3 separate regions of the Homo sapiens genome follow, and regions 2 and 3 are each linked to region 1. Evidence: chromatin contacts called from ENCODE Hi-C or POLR2A ChIA-PET data. All regions are on one chromosome and are shown on one strand. Each heading gives the region's core, a stretch centred on a gene start or an enhancer-like site at or near the end of the contact. The rest is flanking DNA. Distances are from core to core; before and after follow the strand shown.

Region 1 (2,807 bases), core at 225-2,724:
CTGCCTTAAGGCACATCTGACTAGTCTCAGTCCTTCCTTTATTCTTAGCACTCAGCAGTGGTTCTCAACTGGTGACCATACTGCTACCATTCTAGGCCTGCCAGGAGGCATTTGGAAAATGTCTGGGAGTACTTTGGGTTGTTGTAAAGCTTTGGGAAATGAGAAATAATTTGGTACACCACTGATATTTTGTGATGGTAAATGCAATGACCAAGATGGTCTCATCCTGCCCAGTATGTCAATGGCACCATAGTTGAGAAATATTGTGTAGTCATTATTTTTTCTCAAGGCCTCTGTTGCCTGCACACCACTAATGAGTTTGTCACAATTAAGCCCAGAGAAAGAGTTTCTCTCTATTTCCTTTACCTTCTGAAAGATAAAACTTTTAGCGAGGAAATCAGTAGAGAATAAGTTCTACCTTTAGAGTAAGTCTGTAGGAGTTGTCAGGATATCTAAGGCTCTCATCATCACATTCCAATTTTACATAAGTTTCTTAATACATATAAGCTACTTCTGAATCCCATGGCTGGCCTTGTAGTCTATGGCATACCTTCACAAAGAAAATACATTTTCCCTGCTTTTATTCTCCCTCAATAACAATACTAATAATGGCTATAATTTATTGCATTCCTATCAGGTACCAGGTAAACATACAAACGATTTTTCACATAGGATCTCATAACAATTCTAGAAAGCAGCAGACCTATTGTATAAAGACACAGATTCAAGACAGATTGGCTGGGTTCAAATTCCAACTCTACTATTTACTAGCTATGTAACCTTAATCAAGTTATTTAACCTCTCTGCTCAGTTTCCTCATCTGTATAATAGATACAATTGTACTTACTTATAAAGTTGTTATGAGGATTATATTAAGCACTTAGAACAGTGTCTAATAACAGTAAATGCTGTGTTTGTTAAATACTCATTACTCCCATTTTACAATAAGAAAATCAAAATTGGAAATGTAGTATCATTTGTCTATAGCTGCTAAGTCCATAAACCAAGATTTATACCTAAGTTGTTTAAGTCCAAAACTTGTATTTCAGTCATTATGTTCTACAGTCCCTCCAAAAGCTTTTCAACAGGTGTCCAGCTTCAGGTGCAAGACTTTCCCTACAAGTGTGGACCTCTCAGGGCTACATCAAATTTAGCAGACTTGCTGTTCCAGCCATTAGTTCTACTTCTTTTTGGTGGTATCAATGGTATGTTTTATTCCTTTTATTAAAATTTCAAAGTTATTTTGTAATGAATATTATGTTATCAGAGGATCTACTTCTCAAAGAAAATCCAACTTTCACTTATTCATGTTTTAGTATAGCGTATTTTACCAAAAAGCATGTCTATATTTAATTTGTCAGGAAATTGCACTAAACTACTGAAAGAAAGCATCATGCAGTGCTATGTGGTATCTGTGGTATATTTTACATTAATGCTTGAAACTAGCTGTATTTTTAGAATGGCCTCAAGAAAACATGAGTCATACTTAAAAGCACGCCAGAAATAGAAACAAGATTCAAGACTGTACATTACGAACATCTGCAAAACAAAGTGCCAAACTGCCATGCATAACCTAATATAAACATAGCACAGTACACGAGAGAAATCCCCAACTTCAATGTTTTCAGGCACAAAATGCTACCTTCCAGGAGTCCACATAATAATAAACCGATGTCAAAATAATCCCAAAGAGCTTGATCCTATATTCTAAGATTCCTTTTCTATGTAAAGATAAAAACATGTAGTTCATACTGGCCTAAATCCCTGATTCAATTCCTAACCAATATTTGTTTTCAAAAAATATGTACTATTTTTTGCCCAGCCATATTCAAAGGCTTTAAAGTAATTTTATCATAGTTATCTAAATTATAATTTTCTCCCTTCATGAACTCAAATTTTCATACATATAAAAGTTAAAATTAAAATTCTAGAAAATTAAGCATAGGTCAGATTCTATTATAATAAATCCTTCAAAACTGTTGATGTTTTCTTAGTATCCCAAAAAGCAGCATAATATAATGGAGGAAAAAAAAAAGTCTTTGAAGCCAGACAGACCTACTGTGATTTTTCATCCTGTCTTTTATCCATGTCCTTAGACAAGCATTTTGACTCTTTCAGGTCTGTTTCCTTATTTTCTTTTTTAAATTTTTTAAATTATACTTTAAGTTCTGAGATACATGTGCAGAACACGCAGATTTGTAGTTTCCTTATTTTCAAAATAAAGATAATAATACTTATTGAGTATGGTTTGTGAGGATTATAGGTAAAGCACCATGCCCAGTCCCTCAGCCAATGAGAACCAGGTACGGGAGAATTATTCAAGTCTCATCCTCACCTGCAAACTCCTATCTCTGCTGTGTACCCTGGACACCAGGCTGTATAGTGTGGATTTGGTGGATATGAATAGGCTCCTGAGTTTACACTCAAATTACCTGCTGGGCCTAGAGGCAAATCTGAAGAATAAGGGAGAAAGGAACCCAGTACTTACTACATCCTCACTGGTAAAGCCTATGTTAGAGTACTTTCACTTGACATTTCATTACCATTTCATCACCCCACAAAATAGCTCAGAAAGAATCTACATCTAGGCCCATAACATGCCCCTGAATTTGATTTTTCTACCACATCACAACACAAGATTTCAAAGGAAGCATGACTAACCTCCTCACTGCAACTACGTGCTCATCTGCTAAACTTTCCCCTATTTACCATGTAACATTCTGTAGTTAGATATAATGGACATGAAGGGTGAAAATATTTAGCACCAAAGTCCTCATTATTTACAACACGAACTAACTGAACTAAAA
Region 2 (2,807 bases), core at 230-2,729, 480 kb after region 1:
ATATCTACCTCACCTTCTTCTTAAATGATAGTTCAAATAGGTAAAGAATACTTATTTTTCCTTAAGCTTTGATCACATCACTCTTCTGTCTTCTGATATTTGTTGTTAATGATGAGAAGTCTGCTGTTGGTCTTATTGCTACTCTTTTGTGGATTGTCTTTTTCCCTGTTAGATTTTAAATTTTTTTCTCTATAGCAATGTTCTGCAGTTTCATTACAATGCATCTAGTTAGGAATATATATATTTGATGCCCAGTGTTCACTATAAATCTATGATTTTTTTCAATACTGGAAAATTATGAACTGTTAGTTCCTTCTATATATTTTTTTCTACACCAATTCTTCTATTCTTTCATTTTGGGGCTGCTGTGAGTCTTCTGTTGGAATCCCTCAGTCTGTCCTCTTGGCTTCTGATGACCCTTTTCATGTCTTCTTTTTATCTTCTGTGCTATCTTCTGGGCAGTCTGTGAGCTTCCAATTTCAATGACAGTATATTCTGTTTTCAGGACTAGTATTTGGTTGCTTTTCAGAACCATATATTGTTTATTCATATCTGCTTTTTTTGTTTGTTTGTTTCTCATAGATGTAATTACTTCCTTTATCTCTGAGGGTTTTAAGCATGCTTCTTTTAAATGCTTTTGAGATTGCTCAGGTGTTTCTATTTGGAGGGAGTAAATGTTGCTGGTCTTTGAGCTTGTTGTCTAACTTTCTTCCTGTTAAATTTTCTTTCAAATTTAGGTTTGTATGCTCTTCCTGAGGAGCTCACTTCTCCCCATAGCTCTGGGTTATTTTCCTCCCCAGTTAATGGTTTTGACATTGCCTCTGTCTGGTTCCCAGGAACTCTGTTCTGGATCCAGGTTGAATGTTGGTGGATGGGCTCTTACCTCATGTACTGGGGATACCTACATGTAGCCACTCAGCTGGTGGGTGGCTTCCCCCAGGACGGGGCTCCAGGGCTGTGCCTGCTTCCTGCCCATCCACTGGCCTATAGAAAGGCCAATGTTTTAGCTTTTCCACCTCCTTTTACAAACAAGGGAGCTCAGCACCATGCCTGGCTTCAGGTGGTGATCCTGACTTGGGTCCTCTGCCATATCTGGAAGGTTTTGCTCCCTGTTACCCCAAAAGAATCAGACTTTGGTCATCTATGCCTTCTTGACCAAGAGACCAAGAGGCCCATGGTTTTGACACTATTTATTACTCTTTCTTTTTCATGGAAGTATTTATCTGATTTTTCAGTGTGATTTTATTTTTATTGCAGAAATACATGTTTTACATATTATTGCTGTGTTTGGAGTAGAGATGAGGGGGCCCACAACTTGAGCTCAAAATGCCATTTTGCCAGGGAATATCTCTCCCTATTAATCTTTGTGTTCCCATGCTTGTCACATAGCAGGTGCTTGATGAATTTTGGTGGTTTGCTGTTACTGAGACATGGGCCTATTGGAGGCACAGAGGCCTGATGGTGAGAAAACCCCAGTTACCACAAAGTCAGGGAAAGCTCTGTCTGAGGCCCTCTTCTGTGACTTGGAGGCCTATCTCAGAAAGCTCTACTTCCTGGAAGGACTATCAGGGTGTTAAAGTGTCCTCGCTACTAGAGAGAGGACTGATCCTTTTAGTGCAGAAAAGCATCCTCATCCACTTATGAGCCTTTCGTGTAGTGTTTAAAGAAAGTGTTGTCATTTAAGCTGATTTGTGGCCCATCAGAAGACTCAATATCCCCAAATTTGGATTCCTGGGCCAGTGGGTCAGTGTTCTCTTCAGCAGACTGCCTCAGTGGTAGAGACAGGAGCTGCATTGATTGTTGACAGGACACCAACCTGTGTGAAAAGCAGGTCTCACATAATCTGTCCAGGCGATAATCTGCTTTAGGATTGATAGATGCCCTCTGTGGAGAAAATAAGTCAGTAATGTGCTCTCAGCAGGAAACTTTGTCAGCAGCGGGTTGTTAGAAGTAAAGGGTGTGATTACAATCTAACTTCAGTGTAACTTTGACTCTTCCGTGTGTTTTTCTCATTTATCTCATGAGTCATAAAAACATTTTGATGATTGCAGCAAAGTCTGTGGCTACTTAGCTCTACCACACTGGAAACACTTTATCCAGTAATAGAAAGAAATAGAGTGCCACATTGTTATGTTCCAGAGATCCAGCCTCCGCTCTTTCTTTGTCTTTTATTGGAAACTTGTGAGATTTGGAAGACTGTTCCCTGGATGCATTTGGCATCCCAGTTTGCTGAGAGTTTCTACAGTTCTGGTTCACTGCTGGCTCAGCGTGGTGTGGGAGACATTGGGTGTTTTGCCTGTCCAGCATCTATTTCCATTCTTCTAGGAACTGGATGTTTCTGTCTGGTGGAGAACGTATTCCACAACTGGAGCCAGACCCACCCTGCCACAGAGGAAGCCACGTGACCCAGGAGTGGTTTAGAAATGGGCACATGACCCAAGCAGAGGCTTCCCAGGACCTTTCTGTTGGAACTATTTGAAACTACTTTCATTCCACTGGAATTCTATGCTGGCAACCACCTTCTCACCTTTTGGAGAGCACCTGTCCAGCAGGTGCAGAGAGAGGCACGTGTATGATGACATTGTCTGAAACCTTACATCAGCCTTGCCCGAGGTCAAATGCATTTCAGTGAATAAACTCATGGATTTCTTTCTTGATTTAAGCTAATTTGAGTTGAATTTCTGTCACTCAAGACTGAAAGTGTCCTGACCCTTATGTGTAGGAGTTAGGAGTGAGAAATCATTTAACAGAATTCTTGAGAGCATGCTCTGTTTACATCTTCACTCATTTCAAGCCCAGGCTACTTA
Region 3 (2,807 bases), core at 146-2,645, 420 kb before region 1:
GCTGGCATATATGTGTTCAGCTAAAATTTAAGAGTTTTATTATTAAAGAAAGAGGAAGAGAATGACTATTGGAGAACAACTAGTTATCTCTGCCACAGCATATTGAAGGCTTTGAGAAATCCTGCAGCTAAGAGATTTGGTCTGTTTTTGGTTTTTGTTTTGTTTGTTGATGAAAAAGCTACCAATAATCCAGAGTCATTAGTGTTCCTTGGAACATGCCTTGGGAAATGCTTTTATAGGTAACCTCAAGTCAGCGGGGTCTATTGCACTCCCCTTCCTCCAAGATCTGAGTGCTGAGACCATGGCCTTGCAAACTGCCTGATTATTATTTGGAGAGTGTCAGCTAGTGGGCTTTTCTGGAACAGAACGAGACTGGATATTGTATATGGGAAGCTGGTAGAATATTGTGCATGCAAAGCTGGTATGTTTTTGAGTTTGGAAATTCTCTGTTCTAATTTCAGGGAGGAACAGTTAGAGCAAAACAAAATGACAAATACTGCACACACCCAAGAGTAAGAGGCTCTAGTGCCAGCCCAAATATTTATACACCAGCCAGCCTCCAGAATGGGACAGAAGAACCAATGAATACCTTTTCCCTGGGGGATCATGACAGAGGTAGGCTACATTGCATGTTCCACATGTGAGAGGCATGTCTGAAATGAGGAGCAGTAGAAGGGCGGCCATTGGCAATTAGTCAAGGTTGGGAATCCTGAGGAGGCTTCTCCATGGGAACATCCCCCTGGGTCTGGGCTGAGGAAAGGAGGAGAAAGTATGAGCTTTCAGGCTAGACAGGGTTCAAATCCCAGCTCTGCCTTGTAGTAGCTGGGTGACCTTGAGCAAGCTCTTTAACCTCTCAGAGGCTCTGTTTCCTCATTTGTAAAGTGTAGGTGTGAGTCACTGTCTCCTAGGGTCATTGCAATGATCAAATATAGAAAAGAAAAAGTGTCTGGCACTCCTCCTCCTCCTTTTCATACCACAAGGACATTGGGCTCCTGTACCCAAGGTAAAATTAAGCTTTGCCTACAGTGGCTGCAGAGGGCAGTTCTAGCCCCATTATTCCTTGTCTGATAGAAGAAAGTGGCAAATCTGGCCTAATGCAATCACAGCGAGGAAGGCAGAGAAAAAACACTGGGCAAAGGGGCAGGAGAGAGGGTGAAAGCCCCAGTCCTGCTGTGAACTGGATCCCTTCCCCTCTCTGGGCCTCAGATTCCTCCAAGTTAATCGGACTAAATGGCCTGGGGTCTGTTCAGTTCATACAGTTGGTGGGCTCTGGCCTTATCCTCAGACTGCCAGCTCTTCTCTGAAAAATAGATGGAATTTTTCTTGAATTTTCAGTATGTGCAAGAAGCACGTACTTCTCCAAAATGCCTTCCTGTGTTAATTTATTTGACTAAGAAGGTTTGCAGTGACAGACACCAAACAGGAAACGGCTGTCATAGCTGCTGTCTGCAAGTTTTGTTTTTTTTTAAGGCTTTCTCCTGCACAACTCACCTTCTCTTCATGGCTTGGTATCAAGTGCTGGGGTGAATGGAAGGGAAAGGGAAAGGGAAACACATTTTTAGAAGGGAACATTTTCCTTCAAGTTCAGGGTCTACTGAAGGTTAAGGAGTATGACTATCCACAATGGCAGCGTTAGGTGGCTCCATTGCAGGGCCTTTGCACACTCAGTTCCCTCTGCCTGGAATGTCCACTCTGCTCGGTTTTTCTAGTTAATTCTACTTCTTTAGGATCAGCTCAAGCATCACTTTCTCAGAGTCTTCCAGATCCGTCTAGATTGTTTGTTGGTGCTGTGTTCTTGTAGAACCTTCCTTCAGTGCACTCATCTTGGTTTGCAATGGCATGTTCAGTAGTGTGATGTTTTGGTTAATGTCTCCCTACCCTCCTGTAACTGGACCATAAGCCCCACAAAGACAGGAGCCTTGTGGCTTGCCACCACATCTCTGGCAGCGAGCATGGTGCCTGGTACATAGTAAGCACTCAGTCCATGTCCATTGAATGAATGAGAAAACTCCCACCCCTTCCACAGCCCAGGTAGGCTGGCCACGACACAGTGTCTGTGGGATACATCTTGGCCTTGTCCCCTCGCCTGGTCAGCCTCGTCATGCAGGCCTTTTTTGCTTTCCATTCTCCAGGACTTTGTTTCCACTCTACCAAAGCATCTGATAAATTAATCCAGAGCCAACACTGGTGCCGGAGGCCCATGACAGCCCCTTCCGCAGCTACTTATAACTAACTTGGGGAGCAGGGGCCTCTGAAGACTGCGAGAACTTTGAGGCCAAAAGGAATGAGTATCTAATGGTGGAACTTCAGGTACCCCAAATGGCAGTAGAGGAAAAGGCTAACCCTGATCTTAACACTGTATCAATACCTTTTCTTGGAACTCAAAGACTCTAAGTCAGCCCCGTCTTCCAAGCCGCATTGAGGGCATTGTGCTAGCACACTGTGGGCACATGCATGTGTGTGTGTGTCTGTGTGTGCACACGTGTGCCTGTGTGTGTGTGTGTGTGATGAATTAGAGGGAACAGAAGACAAAGACATTGGTCTTGATTGGCAGACCTATAGGAGAAGGCAGGGCCCCCAGATGATCTCGTGTTGAACAACTCACCAGACTGTCCTGCTGGCAACAGCACGACGGCCTCTGGAAGCTCGCCCTTGCTTGTCGACATTACAGAACAGGATTATGTTCCTAACTGGGGTTTCATGCAGCACATGGGAAGGGCCCATTCCCTTGGGCTCCTGGGAGGTGTGTGACCTGCTGTCTTAGGCCCAGAGCCAAAGCCTGTTCTGGAACCAGAAGAGTCAGGGCT

What was found. A loop is a pair of places that touch in the nucleus more often than their neighbours do. ChIA-PET counts read pairs that join two places held with the same protein, here RNA polymerase II (POLR2A). Pooled maps may share reads with other maps.
Region 2: a map of naive thymus-derived CD4-positive, alpha-beta T cell shows a loop between it and region 1 (2.4-fold over the local background). The contact joins two enhancer-like sites. A Hi-C loop is called at or near these places in 1 of 168 maps with a recorded cell type or tissue (naive thymus-derived CD4-positive, alpha-beta T cell), 4 of 37 single-sample maps with no recorded cell type and 12 of 50 pooled maps.
Region 3: a pooled map shows a loop between it and region 1 (4-fold over the local background). The contact joins two enhancer-like sites. A Hi-C loop is called at or near these places in 1 of 168 maps with a recorded cell type or tissue (OCI-LY7), 4 of 37 single-sample maps with no recorded cell type and 9 of 50 pooled maps. POLR2A ChIA-PET finds 5 or more read pairs at or near these places in 1 of 52 experiments (activated CD4-positive, alpha-beta T cell).

What each region holds. Positions count from the first base shown.
Region 1 is chr13:41,915,282-41,918,088 of GRCh38, forward strand. The region is part of intron 2 of VWA8 (von Willebrand factor A domain containing 8); the gene reads right to left. Among named protein-coding and RNA genes, the nearest start is that of VWA8, 44 kb to the right of the region's middle. RefSeq lists enhancers at 1,415-1,494, 2,604-2,723. Within about 2 kb of position 1,475, at least 6 of the 41 ENCODE cell types and tissues checked have a DNase peak (open chromatin) inside an H3K27ac peak, as active enhancers do; they include OCI-LY7, where a contact is called at or near this core.
Region 2 is chr13:42,391,417-42,394,223 of GRCh38, forward strand. No RefSeq gene overlaps it. Among named protein-coding and RNA genes, the nearest start is that of LINC02341, 32 kb to the right of the region's middle. Within about 2 kb of position 1,480, at least 3 of the 41 ENCODE cell types and tissues checked have a DNase peak (open chromatin) inside an H3K27ac peak, as active enhancers do.
Region 3 is chr13:41,491,661-41,494,467 of GRCh38, forward strand. No RefSeq gene overlaps it. Among named protein-coding and RNA genes, the nearest start is that of RGCC, 36 kb to the left of the region's middle. Within about 2 kb of position 1,396, at least 10 of the 41 ENCODE cell types and tissues checked have a DNase peak (open chromatin) inside an H3K27ac peak, as active enhancers do; they include OCI-LY7, where a contact is called at or near this core.